2 separate regions of the Mus musculus genome follow, and region 1 is linked to region 2. Evidence: chromatin loops called from intact Hi-C (ENCODE). Cell type or tissue: heart. All regions are shown on one strand.

What was found. A loop is a pair of places that touch in the nucleus more often than their neighbours do. Peaks named below come from ENCODE experiments on the same cell type or tissue, not always from the same donor. Only the 100,000 strongest peaks of a DNase experiment are listed, where the experiment ranks them.
Region 1: it touches region 2 in a loop (2.1-fold over the local background); 7 of 42 quality-filtered maps call a loop at or near these places.

What each region holds. Positions count from the first base shown.
Region 1 is chr2:118,810,493-118,818,492 of GRCm38, reverse strand. Knstrn (kinetochore-localized astrin/SPAG5 binding) reads right to left here and starts at 4,490. Exons shown (of 9, transcript NM_026412.3): 1 at 4,184-4,490; 2 at 4,001-4,092; 3 at 503-629. The coding sequence starts at 4,392. Gm38629 (a long non-coding RNA gene) reads right to left here. Exons shown (of 2, transcript XR_866658.2): 2 at 7,315-7,771. In heart, no CTCF peak of the experiment used is centred here; a DNase peak (open chromatin) is centred at 4,362; H3K4me3 peaks cover 2,133 bases; H3K27ac peaks cover 1,292 bases.
Region 2 is chr2:118,857,362-118,865,361 of GRCm38, reverse strand. Ivd (isovaleryl coenzyme A dehydrogenase) reads right to left here and starts at 3,368. Exons shown (of 12, transcript NM_019826.4): 1 at 3,195-3,368. The coding sequence starts at 3,341. Gm39913 (a long non-coding RNA gene) reads left to right here and starts at 3,508. Exons shown (of 2, transcript XR_866660.2): 1 at 3,508-4,363. In heart, no CTCF peak of the experiment used is centred here; a DNase peak (open chromatin) is centred at 3,431; H3K4me3 peaks cover 1,376 bases; H3K27ac peaks cover 1,450 bases.

The DNA.
Region 1 (8,000 bases), 47 kb after region 2:
TGCCTAGAGTCACATGTACATGCTAGGTCCTGAGGCTGGACCCCGCTCAGGCTCAGGCCTATGAATAAGGCTTACAGTCGGCCTCACCTTTTAGGCTATGACTGTTTGATCAGATTATTTTATGTGGATGGGTGTTTTTCCTATGTGTGATATATATATACACACACACATATATATCTCACATCAAATGTGTGTGTGCCTGGACCCAAAAGAGGTCAGAAGAGGACACTGGATCTCTTGGAGCTAGGTTAGAGATGGATTTCAATTACCATGCAGGTGCTAGGAACAGAACCAGGGTCCTCTCCAAGTCAGAACTGCTAAACCATCTCTTCAGTCTCTATTAAAACATTTCTGGTGCTCAGCAATTTCTAGAAAAATCAGTATCTCTCCCTGTCCCTCCACCTGTCTGCTGGACAGTCCACCCAGGCCCTTGAACACACAGGGCAAGCTCTCGGGCTCTCTGGCAAGCTGCTATAACCAGATGCCAGCGATCTACTCTCACCCATTCTCTCGTCTCGATTTGGTGACTTTTGTAACATCAGGCTCTGGCCCTCCTGGATGAAGATGTCTAAGCAAATCCGCTTCTTTGGATTTAACAGGTAGTTTAGAAGTAGCTCGAGTTTGTGTATCTGAAAGGGAAAATAGGAGTGAAGCCACAGCACGACCCACCAGCCTTCTTGCTGTGCCACACAGAGCCCCACTCTGAGCTACCATAAGCCCTCATTTTCATACTGTCCAATCTAAGATAGGAATAGAGGTTGTTTCCAAAGAAAGTCTCTACACCGACTTGCTTCAAAAAATGGAGAGACAGTTCTTGACTCTGCCTCCAAATGCTGGGGTTTGTAGGTGTATTGTTTATGAAACAAAATCACCAATGTTTGATTTACCTATGGGGACTCAGGAGCCAGTCGCTGTGGTGAAAGCCTGCTAGCTCAGAGAGGCAGAGAAAGCGCCCAGCTGGTGACCCAGAGGGAAAAGCGCCTTCTCCTTCTCCACACGGTCTTCAATCCCCTTGACTCGCAGACCCTCCTCTCTCTTCCCTGCCTTTTCTTAACTTCACTCCCTGTCAACTGGTGGCTGCTTTGCTTCTTCCCCTGTCACTGACTTCACTTAACTCTTCTTTACAGAAAGCTCTTGGGTTAAATGTGTGTGCTAGGGCTGAGCCACACCACAAGAAACAGGTTTTTCCAGGTCACACTCTCAGGGGTCACAATGTGAGCAAATATCTCGCAACAAGGCATGCACCAACACACAAAATTCATCGCTCCGAGTGCCTGATGAGACCCCAAGCTTGACAGGCTACAGTTACGTGACAATGGAGGCAGAAGGAAAAGTCCAGCTGGAACTGCCCCTCAAGGCTCCCAAATCCTTTCTCCCCAGACAGCTTCTAGCTGTTTCCTCTTAAGTGTTACCCACTTTCACCAAAATGTCCTCACAACCACTTTGAGACATCTTCATGTTCCGGTGGCTAGGTATATGTCCAGACTTCAGGAATCAGCCACAGGCAGAATAAAAGGAACTTGTCAACTCTGGTCTGTTTCACTGCCCTGGACATATAAACTCTTTCCTCTCCTCTTCCCTACGCCAGGCTCTTGCCCTTCCAGTTCTTGTCCTTTATTGACCCCTTGTTAAGAGATTCCTACTTGGCCCTCTTGCTGATCTCCTGACTGGGCCAGACCAGGTAACCCTTCCCACCCCCTATCCTGACGCCCACACACACGGTGTAACACACACATGCCATAGCACCTATCAGACCCCAACCCCTAGGCTGTTCTCTTTCCAGCTCAGAAGGTTCTAGATTATACGGACTCCACTTTCTTCACTGTAAATGGCTCCTTTAAACTGGATGTAGGTTAAAAGGCATAATAATTAAATAATTACTAAGTTGAAGAAATGAGGTATAGTGCTGAATCATACTGTAGAGCACTTTGTATTTAATAAAAAGTTTATTCAAATAAGTTGCTGCACATTAATTTGGAGTAAATATAGTTCCTCAACTCATTTTGCTTATAGGTACAATTTACAGGACATTAGAAATTTAGTTTCAATATTCCTAACACTATGCAATTATTAAATGGGTTCTTCCGAGGTATCTGTTAGAAGAAGTAACTTTGTAGTATTATCTTGTCAACTCAAGTAGTAGTAAGTTAAATACAGTAATATATCTAGTCCATGTAATTAGAGTTCATAATAAATTAAAAACTAATTCATTAACTGCAACCAGCTTCAACAATCTGTATCTGCGGAACCCTGAGGACTATGCTGTAGGGAAGAGCCATCAGTAGAACTTATGATGGTCTCCTAAGAAGAGAGATGCTAAGGAGAATTAGATGGCTGGTGTAAAAGAAGAAAGTTTGTCAAGCTTGTTTATTCAAGCCCCTCTTCCGAGGGTCTTGCTGTATAACCTGCAGCTCACTACATTGACCAAGCAGGCCTGGAGCACACGTGCATCCCCTTCCCTGGATATCTAGAGCAATCGCTAGGATGACTGACTGACAGGTGTGTACCACACCCACCTTCATTTCCTAGCTGTTTTCCCTTTGTAGGTGGAGACAACCTAAAAACTTCACAGCTAGCTATTGCACTACACATGACCATGAAGCTGGGGTGGGATTGCAAACAGAGATGAAAACTTTAGTTTGGTGAGGAAGGCTGTCACTGCCAGCTATCCAGGGCACTGTGAGGAAGGTGTGTGTGTGTGTGTGTGTGTGTGTTGGGGGGGGGGGGGCGGGCGGGGTGGAGAAGCAGCAGCAGAAGGCTGCAGAGTCCTGCCTCCACTCCTTAAGCAATGCTTCTGCTAATGGCACTAGGATGTCTTGAGATACCCAGGGCAAAGAGAATAAACCTTTAAGCCTGGTGGAAAAGCCTGTTTTACTTCACTTCTGAGGCCAAGCCTGCCTGCCGCTGTTCTCCGATCCGCTGCGCGGAATCATCTGGAAAGGGACGGTAAAAGGATGCTCCTAAGCCCTCCTAACAGCCGCCCAACGCCAGGACCATCTTCTGTGCTATAATCGCCACGTGAGGCAGTACAATCACTACAGACCTCACCTGATGACTGTCAACCACAAGAAAAGCAGCACAGACCAAGACAGAAAAGCAGCTACAAATTGTTTTCAGCCTCTCTCTCCTCTCAAGGTTCTCAGTAACTCTGTCTGGGCCGGGCTCATCTCTCTCATTCCACTCAACATATATTGATGGTCTGCTCGGGAGAGCCACTGTGCACCTGCTAATGTGAACAAGGAACCCTGGAGTTTTCTCCCCAATCTTAAGACAACCAATCTTTACCTGGAAATAAAAAGGATAACTGCATTAAAAGCAATTTCTAGGGTTAAAGAGATGACTCAGAGGTTAAAAGGGAAAATTACTCTTCCAGAGGACTGGAGTTTGGTTCCCTGCACCAATATAAGGTGGCTCACAACCGCCTGTAACTCCAGGTCTAGGGGATCAAGGCTCTGACTCTCGATGGGCACCTAAGCTCATATGCACAAGCCCCCCCTGCACCACATGCACACAATTAAAAAAAAAAAGGGGTTCTAGAGAGGCAAGTGTGGTGGCAGTGGGCCTGTAATTTCAGCATTTCGGAGCGGAAGTGGGAATGTTGCTGAAAGCTAACGTTACACAGGGCTACAGAGTGAAACCTAGCTTTTAAAAAAGGCGGGCGGGAGGGAAGGGCTGGAGCGGGGGGGAGAAAAAAAAAGGAAAAAAGGGAGGCCAAGCACTGAGCATGGTGACACAAGCCTTTAAGCACTCAGGAGGCAGAGGCAGGATCTCTGTGTGCCCCAAGCTAGCCTGGGCTGCATAGCGCTGCATAACCTTGGTAATCGCAAAAGGGGGCTGGGTCAGAAATAGGAACAGGGACTCTCTTACACAGCCTAGTTGGGGTGAGGAGCAGGAGGATGTCAGAGCTAACCGGACGCCGCCCCGACATACAGATTTCGTCCTTCTTAGTCCTAGCATATAGACTACAGACCCCCCGGCTGGTGGAGGTGTGGACACCCACCTGCGGGCAAGCCGCAGCTCGGCATCGAGTGAGGCTGCGCATCGCACACCGTCTTAGCACTGGCCATCGTAGCCGGGTGGCTTGGCTGGACCCTGAAAGTGCAAGACGGATATTAGCAGCGCCAGAGCCCCGCCACGCCAGCCCGCCCGTCCTTCCACCCGCACACATCCCGCAGAGCTTAACCCCGGTGCCGGCTGCTCCCATCCGCCGTTCTCTCCGCTCCCTTTCAAATAATGCTCCGCAGCAACTGCCCAGTCCTCGTTAGAGTCTGCCGCCGCGCTTTCAAAAGGAAACTTCCGGGAGCTGGGAGGGAAGGGGCGCGGCTCCGAGTCTGTAGGCGGCCCTGTTGTACGGAAGGCTGTCTCTTGTGCCTCGGCCTCGGGAGCCGCCATGCTGTACGGAAGGTTCGAGCAGAGTTGCTCCAGCCTGCTGGTCGAGGCTGGGCCAGGGACTCACTGGGCTGGCTTGAATGGAGCTATTGAGCCAAGCTGTCACATTCCAGCCAGAAGGCAGACACGTGAACTCGCCTAGCGTCAAGTCACAATCCTCTTTATTTGGTCTTTGATTGCTAAGGATCCTGCCAGGAATACAGGTGGCCTGAATAGAAACTACCAGGTGAAGAGCAGGAGAGCCTACTTGAAGGACACCAGTGGGCTGAAATAGCTAATGTGCTTAAAAACCCGCATGCAGATTTAATTACAAATTAAAGTTACTCATACAAAACAAGGCAGATTTTCAGTCGTCACGTTGAAAACACAAATACAAAAGGAGCAGCAGCCTGGTGCTGGACATTTAAGAGGGTGATGGGGTAAGGGGAGTATATAGAAGGGCTGACTTTAGCTCTGCCCTCTTGGAGCTTATAATCCAGAAAACACACTAAACAGACAACTGCAAACACACATTTACCATCCATGGGAAGATAATGAAGGGAAAACAAAGATGCTATAAGAGAGAAAAGCAAAGAACCAGTATAAATCGGAAAGACTGAGGTCCTAGTGGTCCACAGTGGTGATTCTAGCACTCAGGAGGCTGCCACGGGAGAATTGCCCTGTCTTTAAGGTTAGCCTAGGCTACATTCCAGGCCAGTAGGAGCTACAGAACAGCAAAACCTTATTTAAATAATAAGATTTAGGTGTGTTTGATTCAGGAAAGATAAGGAGTTGTTAATCTCAGGAACAATGAGAAGTGTTAAGTTTTAAGGTAGAAATGGATCTCCCCCCCCCCATGGTGACAATTTTGGCATTTTGATTTCTTTTATGAAAATGTGGTTTTGTTTTAATCCCTGGTGTGGGATATGGGGCTGCTTCAGACAGTTCACAGCAACTGACTATGATGTGCCTTGTGCTCTATCAGAGTGCGATGGTGTTATGTTTGGACTTTGGGAACTTTTTAGAGGGTATATAAATGCTAGGGCCCTGAGAAATGGTGTGGGTTGTTGGTTGCTTGCTGTTGGTTATGGTTGGTCACACTTTGTTAAGTAGTCATGTGCAAAGAAGAAAGAACAAGAAGAAATTACATACCCTGACAGTGAAGATCAAACTTGCCCCCAAGGAACTCAATGCCCCTAAGCAGCAGGAAGTGGTCTAAAGATAATGTCCTTTCTCCTCTTTCTTTTATTCTCTCCTATCTAGTGTTAGGGGGTTGAAAGGGTGGAGAGGGTGAAAGAACCCACACAGTAACCAATGACAGTTAACTTGCTCTCTCTCTCTCCCGTCCCCCTTTCTCTATCCTATCTTCTCTCTCCTCTCTCCTTTTTCTCTCTCCTTTCTCTATCCTATCCTCTGCCTCTTCTCCCCTCTCTCCTTTTTCTCTCTCCTTTCTCTATCCTATCCTCTGCCTCTTCTCCCCTCTCTCCTTTTTCTCTCTCCTTTCTCTATCCTATCCTCCTCTCTCCTTTCTCTATCCTATCCTTCTCTCTCCTCTCTCCTTTCTCTATCCTATCCTCTACCTCCTCTCTTCTCTCTCACCCCTCTTCTCTCCTTCCTTTACAGGTGCTCACTATGTAGTCCTGACTGTTCTGAATTTACTACATAGACCAGGCTAGCCTTGAACTCACAAAGATCCAGAACTACCTACCTATGATCTATCACAGAGATATATTTGTACCTTGGGAGTCCTGGGATTAAAGACATGGACCAGACTTTTTTCTTGGTAGAGCCCTTAAAGTCATTTTCTTCCTATTCTTTTGGTAACCATTTGGAATTTTCTATGCCTGCCCCAGTACCCAAATAATGACACTGAGTCTAATTTATTTATGAATTAATGCCTATGGGGTTGATTAATTAATGTGATGGGAGTTGGTCCGGTGCTGCTGTGTATTCAAATGCTAAATACTGGCCCCCAAGATGTGGTTACCCCCAATGAGCAGATTCTTACATACACGAATTATTGGTTCAATGAAAAATGGCTACAGCCAATTACTCAGGTGACTAGAAATAGACAAGAGTTTTAGTTACTGGGCTGGGGATTGCAGGCAGGGATGATGAGGAAGGAGAGGGAAGAAAGAAGAAGATGGATAGAACAGGAGGTCTCCATTAGATAGGATGGACCAGGAGCCTGTGTCCAAGTAAAATGGACCCTGAGGATAGTTTAACATTGAGTTTGGGCTCCTGGCAGATGGCACCCATGCATTTGCCCACCTACCTGCCCAGGAGTACGCGCACACACCAGTTAATTTTAAGATGCCTTGGATACTCAAAGGCAGGACACTTCTAATCCTCTGCCTGCTACTCTAGGCCCAATCCTGGAAGTGACCAGTGGCCACTTACCTAAAATCTCCCATGGCTGGTTGGCTTTATTTCCTACAACGACCATCCTTCTCCCACCACTTCATCGACTTTTCCCCCACTGCGCCCTAGTCCTCACAACTCTAAGGGTCTCACCCTGTCTCCCTTTGCCCAGCCATCAGATGCTGGCATTTATTGGTCAAACCAAATGGGGACAAGGACCTTTATCGTTTGGACACGCAGATTTCCCGATTGGATCAAATCATTAGAACCAGTCTCCAACAGGATAGGCTGGTGGAACAGAAATTACCCAGGAAGTCATAGATGACAAGTATTTGGGGAGCACAGCTGGGGAAGTAGACAATCTAGTATATAGGAAAATAGATTGGGGGCAATCCCCCGGTAATTGCCCCAAAACTATTATAAATAAATCGTAGTCTGAGTTTCATTAATTTGGAAGCAAGACAGGGGTTGCTTAATTATTATAATTTAATAATTTATATTTGGAGCATCTTATGTGGGGCATAGAAGAACCCAAACAACCTGAGAGAAGTTACCACACCAACCCTCCCCACAAAACAAAACAGCTTTCAGCTATAACTCTGTCATTTTAATACTAAGAGGTTAAGAAATGCAGCTGCCAAACAAAGAACAACAACAACAAATCTCCTAACAATCACATACAGCCAGTAAGTAGTCCAAAGGGCATGGGAAAGCCTCTCTCAGAAAGAAATTTCTCAATGCACTTCCCTGCAAAGGGCACCAGCAGCAGCTGCTAACTGGAGCCTCAGGCACTTCCCATGTGTGTGACAGTGCTCGGCGGGGTCTCTCAGTCCCAGGCACTGCAGCCCCTGGGAAACCAGAGTATACCTGCAGGAAAAACCTGCCTCTGTGCAGAGAGGCTTGGCATGAAGAGAGACTTGGTGCAAAGGCTGAAAATCAACAACACAGCCCTGCGTGGCACGTGGGCCTGGGACAGGTGGCAGGAAGCAGGCTCCATACCCCCTGCAAGGACCTTCAGCATCTGGACAGAAAGATTCCTGATCTGGGGAGCAGAATTAAGACAAAGCATTAGAACCAATTCCAAATGGAGAGAATGAATAGAAGACAAAATAACTAAAATGCAAGCCATCTGTGGATCTAAATAGTCCACATGTGAATCTTGTAAATTTTTCTACTGAACCTAATTCTCAATCAGCCTCAGCTAATAATTTTGAAATTGAACTCTTTAAGTCTTTATAAGGTTTGAGATAAATTGCGTAACTCTTGAGTAA
Region 2 (8,000 bases):
CCTGGCCACCCAGCAACATCCAGTCTCAAAACAAAGAACTGTATAAATACCTACTATAAATGAAGGCAATCTTCTTTAAAGTATTCAGGCTTAAAAGCATTGAAAAGACATTGATTTAGAAGGGAAAGTAAGAGGGTGGACGAAGGGTTCAGTGGGTAGGAGCATGTGCTAGCTAGTTTTATAGTGATTTGATACAAGCTAGGGCCATGGGAGAGGAAGCATCAATTGAGAATACGCCTCCATAAGAGCCAGCTGTAACTTGGATTTTTCTTTTTTAAAGATTTATTTATTATATATGAGTACACTGTAGCTGTCTTTAGACACACCAGAAGAGGGCATCAGATCTCATTACAGATGGTTGTGAGCCACCATGTGGTTGCTGGGATTTGAACTCAGGACCTCTGGAAGAGCAGTCAGTGCTCTTAACCTCTGAGCCATCTCTCCAGCTCCGGATTTTTCTTAATAAGTGACTTAATTAGGGCACTTTCTTTTTAAATATTTATTTATTTATTTTATGTATATGAGTACACTGTAGCTGTCTTCAGACACACCAGAAGAGGGCATCAGTTCCCATTATAGATGGTTGTGAGCCACCATGTGGCTGCTGGGAATTGAACTCATGACCTCTGAAAGAGCAACCAGTGCTCTTAGCAGCTGAGCTGTCTCTACAGCCTCTAGGGCACTTTCTTAATTAGTGATGGATGGGGGAGGGTATAGCCCATTGGTGGTTGTGGGCGGTATCCATGGCCTGGTGGTTCTGGCTTTTGTGAGAAAACAGGCTGAACAAGCCATGAGGAGCAAGCCAGTAAGCAGTAGTACCCTTCCATGGCCTCTGCATCAGCTCCTGCCTACAGGTTCCTGCGCTGTTTCAATTCCTGTCCTGACTTCTTACAGTGATGGACTAAGATGCGGAGCTGCAAGTCAAACAAATTCTTCCCTCCTCCCGTTGCTTTTGGTCATGGTGTTTTGTCAGTGCAATTATAATTCTAGCTAGGACAGAAATTGGTACCAGGATAGTGTGTGTGATAGACCTGAGCATGTTGTTTTGGGGAGGATTGTGGAAGGACTCTGGAACTTTGAACTAGAAGTCATTACGTTTTCAAAGCTTAGTGAGCTATTCTGTGGGACATAAAATTGTTGAGAGAAATGCAGAGGATGGAGGCCTGGCTTGTGAAGTTCTGGAAGGAAGTTTGAGAGTCACTCGAAGACTCTACTGGGGTCATTTCATATTTGGAGTTAAGAATTTATGGTCCTGATTAGCTAGTGCTGAAAAGTCAGTTCTGATTAACAAAAGACCAGAACCACTAAAGTGAAACCTTTGCTTTGACAGCAAAACTGGAGCTTTGAAATTGATGCTGGAGCTGAGAAATGAGTGTTGTTTGGGAAGAGACCAGCATCCCTGAGGTGAAATCTTCTGGGAGGTGTTTCCTCAGTTAGCACTCAGAAGCTGTGCTACAGAGATAGCTAAGGCTGCACTGTGCTGACAGCGGAACTTGATCAAGCATAAGTCTTCCAGGTGCTGCTGGTTTTAAAGGTACGAATGGGTCATAGAGAGTAGCTGAGACTTGACATTGTCAGAAGCCAAGAGAGGCAGGCTCTTGGTAAAGGGTCATGGATTACATTTAATGCCCCAGGATTAAAGGGGCCATGCAGAAAAGCAGAAGTTTGGCACCATGAGGAGATCCCAGAAGAGGCTACTAATAGAAGTCCAGCTCAGCTGCAGCAGAGACCCAGCATTTTGGAGATAACCAGTACCACGGGAGGGCCACCAAGAACAGCAGCAGCAGGAGGTGGTGCTTACCAGAGCTTAGAAGACAAGCTGTGTGGGCTGTAGAGGGCAGAGCTGGAGAAGTGACTCAAGCCCCTTAGAGGAGCCCAGAAGGTCATGATTAACCCTAGATATTGGACATTGAGTTATTTACTCTGATGGAGTGTGGGTTTGATTTGATTGTAACTGTACCCTGGTTCTTCACTTTTCTTTCTTTCTTAGAATTCCAGAAGGTGCCTAGGGGCTCCACTCCCTTCCTCCACTAAGGTTATTCATAGCAATACTTGCCCTTGGTATAGCATCTGACTCAGACACACTGTGTGTGAAACCATCACTCCTCAGCAATCTCTTAGGCAATCTACAGCAGTTGCTTCATATACATACATATCTAGATATCTAGATAGATATCTAGATAGATATCTAGATATCTAGATAGATAGATAGATAGATAGATAGATAGATAGATAGATAGATAGATAGATAGATAGGCAGGACCCAAGGCATCCCTGGAAATTATTCATTGGCTTCGATTAGGGAAGAGAGTTAAACCTAGCAATAAGAGTAGGTTAACCAAGCTCTTTGTTTGTTTGTTTTTTCCAGACAGGGTTTCTCTGTGTATCCCTGGCTGTCCTGGAACTCACTCTGTAGACCAGGCTGGCCTCGAACTCAGAAATCCACCTGCCTCTGTCTCCCGAGTGCTGGTATTAAAGGTGTGCGCCACCACTGCCCAGCAACCAAGCTCTTTTTTTTTTTTTCAGCTTTGTGCATTATGCCTTGAAGAGGGGAAGAAAACAAACTTAAGATGGCATTTCAGAATTCTTTAAAGTCTTCCATTGAAAAAGCAAATTGCCCTGGTAGCTATGGGTCATGCGTAACTTCAACCATAAGTTGAGAACCATTGCTTACAAGCCAGGTATGGTGGCCCATGCCTTTAATCCCATCACTCTTGAGGCAAAAGCAAGAGTTCACTAGTAGAGTTCAAGTACTAGTTTAATGCCTTCCAGGCCACCCAAAGCTATACATACTGAGACCCCAAGGAAGGGGAGAATGGGAGAGCGAGAGGGAGAAGGAGAGCGAGAGTGAGCGAGAGAGAGAGAGAGAGAGAGAGAGAGAGAGAGAGAGAGAGAGAGAGAGAGAACAGGTTGGGGTGTAAGTGTTTTCAGATTCATGAGAGCCACTAGAAGTAGGGCCAACCAATCTGCCCACCCAAACACCACCAGTCTTCCAGGTTTGGTCCTTACTCTTTTATCTCCTCCTAGCTGGAGTTCAAAGCCAGGAATCCCCCTGTCTTGCTGTCTCCCTCAAATATTAGTAGGGAGAGGGCGCGCAGTTCCTCTCCCTAGCTTCTACGAAACGCTTCCAAGGCCTGGCAGGCACAAGTCACTTGGGTAAGACCTGGGACATGTCCTGGGGCCGGCCTTCCTACCTGCTTCTGCTCCTCGTTTAGCCCGTTGATATCATCGTCCACAGGCAATATCGAGTGGGCCCGCCGCGGGACAGCGAGGGGCGACGGTGATGGCCGCAGTCTCCAACTGGAAACTCGCCGTCCCAGCAGCCGGATTGCAGTCGCCATCTCTGCGGTGCACCAGGAGCTTGGACTGGTTTAGCTTACGCTCCACCAATCCTAGTTTCAACACTTTGTCCAATCAGGGAGGGGGTGGGGCTTCAGTAGCCAATCGTTCTCGGAAGCCAGCCGAAGGCCTTGCTGCCCTTGCAACCATGCAAGCCAATCAGCCGAGAGGCGGCAGCCAGCCCTGGCTCCTGTGCTGGCTACCTCCCGTACTTGTTTCCTAAGTGTCTTTCTTGCATACAAGAAAGTATAGTAGTATCTCGTGTTAAGATTTTAATCTTGAACGGCACAAGACTATCTTTGTGGGAAAGCAAGTACTCCAACGCAGATGCCTAATGTGGAGGGATAAACTGTCCAAACAGATCTGGAGGTGTGAAGGTCTGTTAAAGAATCTTTTGTTCTAGAGTCCCCACTGACTGAAAACAGCAAAATTTGCTTTGTTATGTAATAGGTTTTGGTTCCTCCTTAAGCGAAAGAGGTTGCCCAGGATTCTCTGCCCTCGGATTCTGTAAGAACGTTTTCTTATTGGGGTGACAGGGCAGGAAGAGAAGAATGGTGTTTGGGGTTCCCTGAAAAAAATCACTTGAGTGAAGATTCTGCAAACTAATTAGAACTTTGTGATTGTGGGTGTTGGGCTGTTGCAGATTCACAGCCAAAATTATATTTGAGTATCTTTAGTTCCTTTAAGTAGCCGTTTATCTCCAACCCACCTAACTGACCCAGTATTCTTGACCATCAGGTAGGAAATTTTATTTTAAATTAGTTCACTAATCAGAGACAGGATCTCTATGTAGCCCTGGCTGTCCTGGAACTTTTTGACTTTGAACTCAAAAGAGATCTGCCTGCCTCTCTCTTACGAGTGCTTCCACTACAAGTGGATAACACCCACCTGGAATTTATTCATTTAGCAGACTACTAACTTGTACAAACCAAGAACATCTTGTATGTCATCTAAGTATGTCATCAGATAATATCAGAGATTTCCCTGGAGTAACTCACCGACCAGTGTTGGCACAAGGTCTTTGGTAAGTACAGTCTTTGGTTTTGTGGCTAAGAACATATCCTGTAGCTATTCCACACTGGAGTACGTCATTAAGGGCAACCCGAATTTTGCTCATGTCATGGTTATTCGTATTGGCTTAAAATAAACTTAGTGCCTTTGAGGGGAGATCTGTCTTTTGTGTCCAGAAGAAGAAAGACTGACAGGAGCCAGGCTCTTATCTCTTAATCCCCTTTCCACTTCTGTCCAGGAAGGGGGCTTTGAACACATTGCTTGGATCCTTGCTGTGTCTTTTATCACCTGAAAATGAGAACAGTGTTCCCCACTACAATGTCATCATGAGGCATATTCACTGGGCAGGGGGTACAGTGCGATGTAAGGCATCCACTTGAGTACCCAAGGCTTTGGTTCAACCCCAGCAATCAAAATTATAATAAAAATGATTGCATACTTAATTATATGGCATAGCACTCAGAGCCACATGCTCATTTTTAGTTGTCCCTACCACATCTGACTTTTCCTACCTGGTCTCACATTCTAATTTAGCCCCTCCCACAACTGGAAAGAGCTGCATTCTGAGCCCTCCCTAAAGATAGGTCAAAAACCAATCACAGAGCAGCTTCTACACCTATAATCTCAGCCTTTGGAAAACCGAGGCAGGAGGATTGGAGTTCAAAGCCAGCCTGGGCTACAAGAGACCAGTAAAAGCATAAAAATGAAAACACACAAAATCACATTCCTCTTATTTCTACTCTGGTTGAAGTGACTTCTTTAGATATTTTGAGATTGTCCTAGATCTCTTGAGAGACAAGAGAATGGGTGTAATGAAGGGTTTTACAGCTAAGGCTGCTCTGTCTCTCCTCAGCCTCCCCTCTACAGAATGAGGGAACCTTGAGTCTTCGTTACTGACCTCCGTGTGGGATGTGAAGCGTTGCTTTATAGGAAATATGGGCCAGAAGCTCAAAGAGCAATGAAAATACTTGTAATAGAGGAGGCTCTACCACCTCACCCCTATTTTAACAGCTTCTACACCAGTCTGTTGAGAATTTTATTTAAAAATATTGACAATACATTCGAATGCTAAAACAAACAAACAAAAAAACCCGAAAACCTTTAGCATCCCATCTTTTCCTGTTCCTTTTCTCTCTGGAAGTAACATTCGTATTCCTTTCTTTGGGTTATTATTATGGTTTCTGTGAGTGCAGCTCCTGTAGACTGTGTGACACTGTGCACAAGGAAGTTAGAGGGAAGCACTATGGAGTGGACTCTTTCCTGCTGATGAGAACAGAGGTTTTTTTTTTTTTTTTTTTTTTTTTTTTTTTTTTTTTGGTTTTTTCGAGACAGGGTTTCTCTGTGTAGCCCTGGCTGTCCTGGACCTCACTCTGTAGACCAGGCTGGCCTCGAACTCAGAAATCCGCCTGCCTCTGCCTCCCGAGTGCTGGGATTAAAGGCGTGCGCCACCACGCCCGGCACCTTAGGGGCCCCAAACAGCTTCCCAGACATCCTTGGGTCTCCTGCCGGGAATGAGAGAAGGGAGAGCTGGGTTCTTGTCTCCTCTTGACTGAGCACCCTGCCTGGAAGCTGCAGGTGAGGGTAGGGACTAAAGCCTCATGCTCCCTCTGGTGAGCCGCTTTGGGACTGGACCGTCTTACTTTCACAGCATAAATAGCTATTTGCCAATTTCAGCTCATCTCCCAAATGTTTTTAGGGTTCTGTCTTTAGAAGGACATAACCCAGAGCTTTCTGGCCAAGAGGATAAGATTCTGATGTGTTCACATTTTAATTTCAAGGATCAGAGGGTAGAGGGAGGAGAGAAAGCAAGTTAATTAGCAGTCACAGGTAAAACTAAACTACTCACGTTGAAACTTTGAAAGCTACCAGAGCTGATTGATTGGTGGGGCCTCTGCAACCTGCTAACCTATAAACCAGAGCGAATGTAGAAACAAGAGCTCAGCCTGTGAGGCTGAGGAGACAGATGGCTCAGCAATCAGTGCTGGCTGACCTCCCTACAGGACCTGAGTGCCACTCCTAGGACCGAAATGGCAGCTCACAGCTGCCTGTGACTCCTATTCCAGGGGCTCCTAGGCCTCTGGCCTCTGGCATTTTACATCTCTGCACTCATGTGCACATACCAGGCATAGGCACACACACACACATGCCCACAATTATAAATAATAAAAGTTTTTTAAAAAAGAAAGAAAGAAAGAAGGAAAGAAAAGAAAGAAAGAAGGAAAGAGAGAGAGAAAGAAAGAAGAGTTCTGCTTGTGGACTGTACTCTTCCCTGGATCTGCATTTTCCTTCTCTACCCTCTATCCTGTAGCTGAAGTGGGTTACTTTGCTTTTTTTATATAAGGCTTAGAAAAGCATGCTCTTGCCGGGAGTGGTGGCGCACGCCTTTAATCCTAGCACTCGGGAGGCAGAGGCAGGCGGATTTCTGAGTTGGAGGCCAGCCTGGTCTACAGAGTGAGTTCCAGGACAGCCAGGGCTATACAGAGAAACCCTGTTTCGAAAAACCAAAAAAGAAAAGAAAAGAAAAGAAAAGAAAAGAGAAGAGAAGAGAAGAGAAGAGAAGAGAAGAGAAAAGAAAAGAAAAGAAAAGAAAAGAAAAGAAAAGAAAAGAAAAGAAAAGAAAAGAAAAGCATGCTCTTAGTGCTTAGACATTGTCAAGTATTGCCCAGCTTTGCTGCTGCTGCTGGCTGGAGAACCCTCGGAGACAGAGGTCAGACAGAGACCTCATCCTAGAGTTTCAGGGCTCTCTTTTGTTTTTAACTCCTAGGAGGAACGGAGATTTTCAAAAGAGACACTTGTACCCTTGCTTTTGGTTGCCAGATTATTGAAAGAAAGGACGTGGAGAAATTGGAATCCCCCACCCCCACACACACACCCGAGGAATCTCATGCTTGGAGAAGGGAAAACTGGGCCCTGGTGACAGAAAGTGGGGAAGCCTGTCTTCCACAGGGAGATCTCTCATGGGTCTAAAAAAACGGTCTGACGGCATTGCCAGAGAAACTGGATCTGACAGTGCTGATGGGCGTGAATCCATGACCACACCTTGGCCAGGACTAGTGTGAGGGGTAACTCTTGCCTCTACTTAAACCTAAGCCTCACGCCAGGACCCCCAAAAGGACCCTCAGGGAGGGTGTTATGATTTCTCTTCTGTTGCTGTGATAAAAATCCTTAACAAAAGCACCTTGGGGTGGGGGAGATGCCTCGATGGTTAGCGGTGCTTGCTGCAGAAAGCATCTCAGGGGACACAGGGATTACTTTAGTCCACACGGTTAGTCAATCATCAAGGAAATCAGGACAGGAACTCAGCAAGTCCTGCTACATCAAGAGCAGTGAGGAACGCATACATCTCTCCACTCCTACTCGGTCCACAGTCCAAATTCCTTCACACCTAATCAGGCCAGGGCCCTGAACCAAGGGATGGGGCTGCCTACCATCAGCTGAGTCCTATCACATCAATTAACACACAAGCTGTTCCCCACAGACATACTTACAAGCAACCTGATGAAGACAGCCCCTTATGGAGACTGTCCTCCAGGGTTACGCCAGGATTCATCAAGCTGACAATTAACTGTCATGGCAGTGGGTCACTTGACTTCTTTGTTCCCTTCTCAATGTGAGCACACTGAGTAAATCTTTTTCCTTCCTTCCTTCCT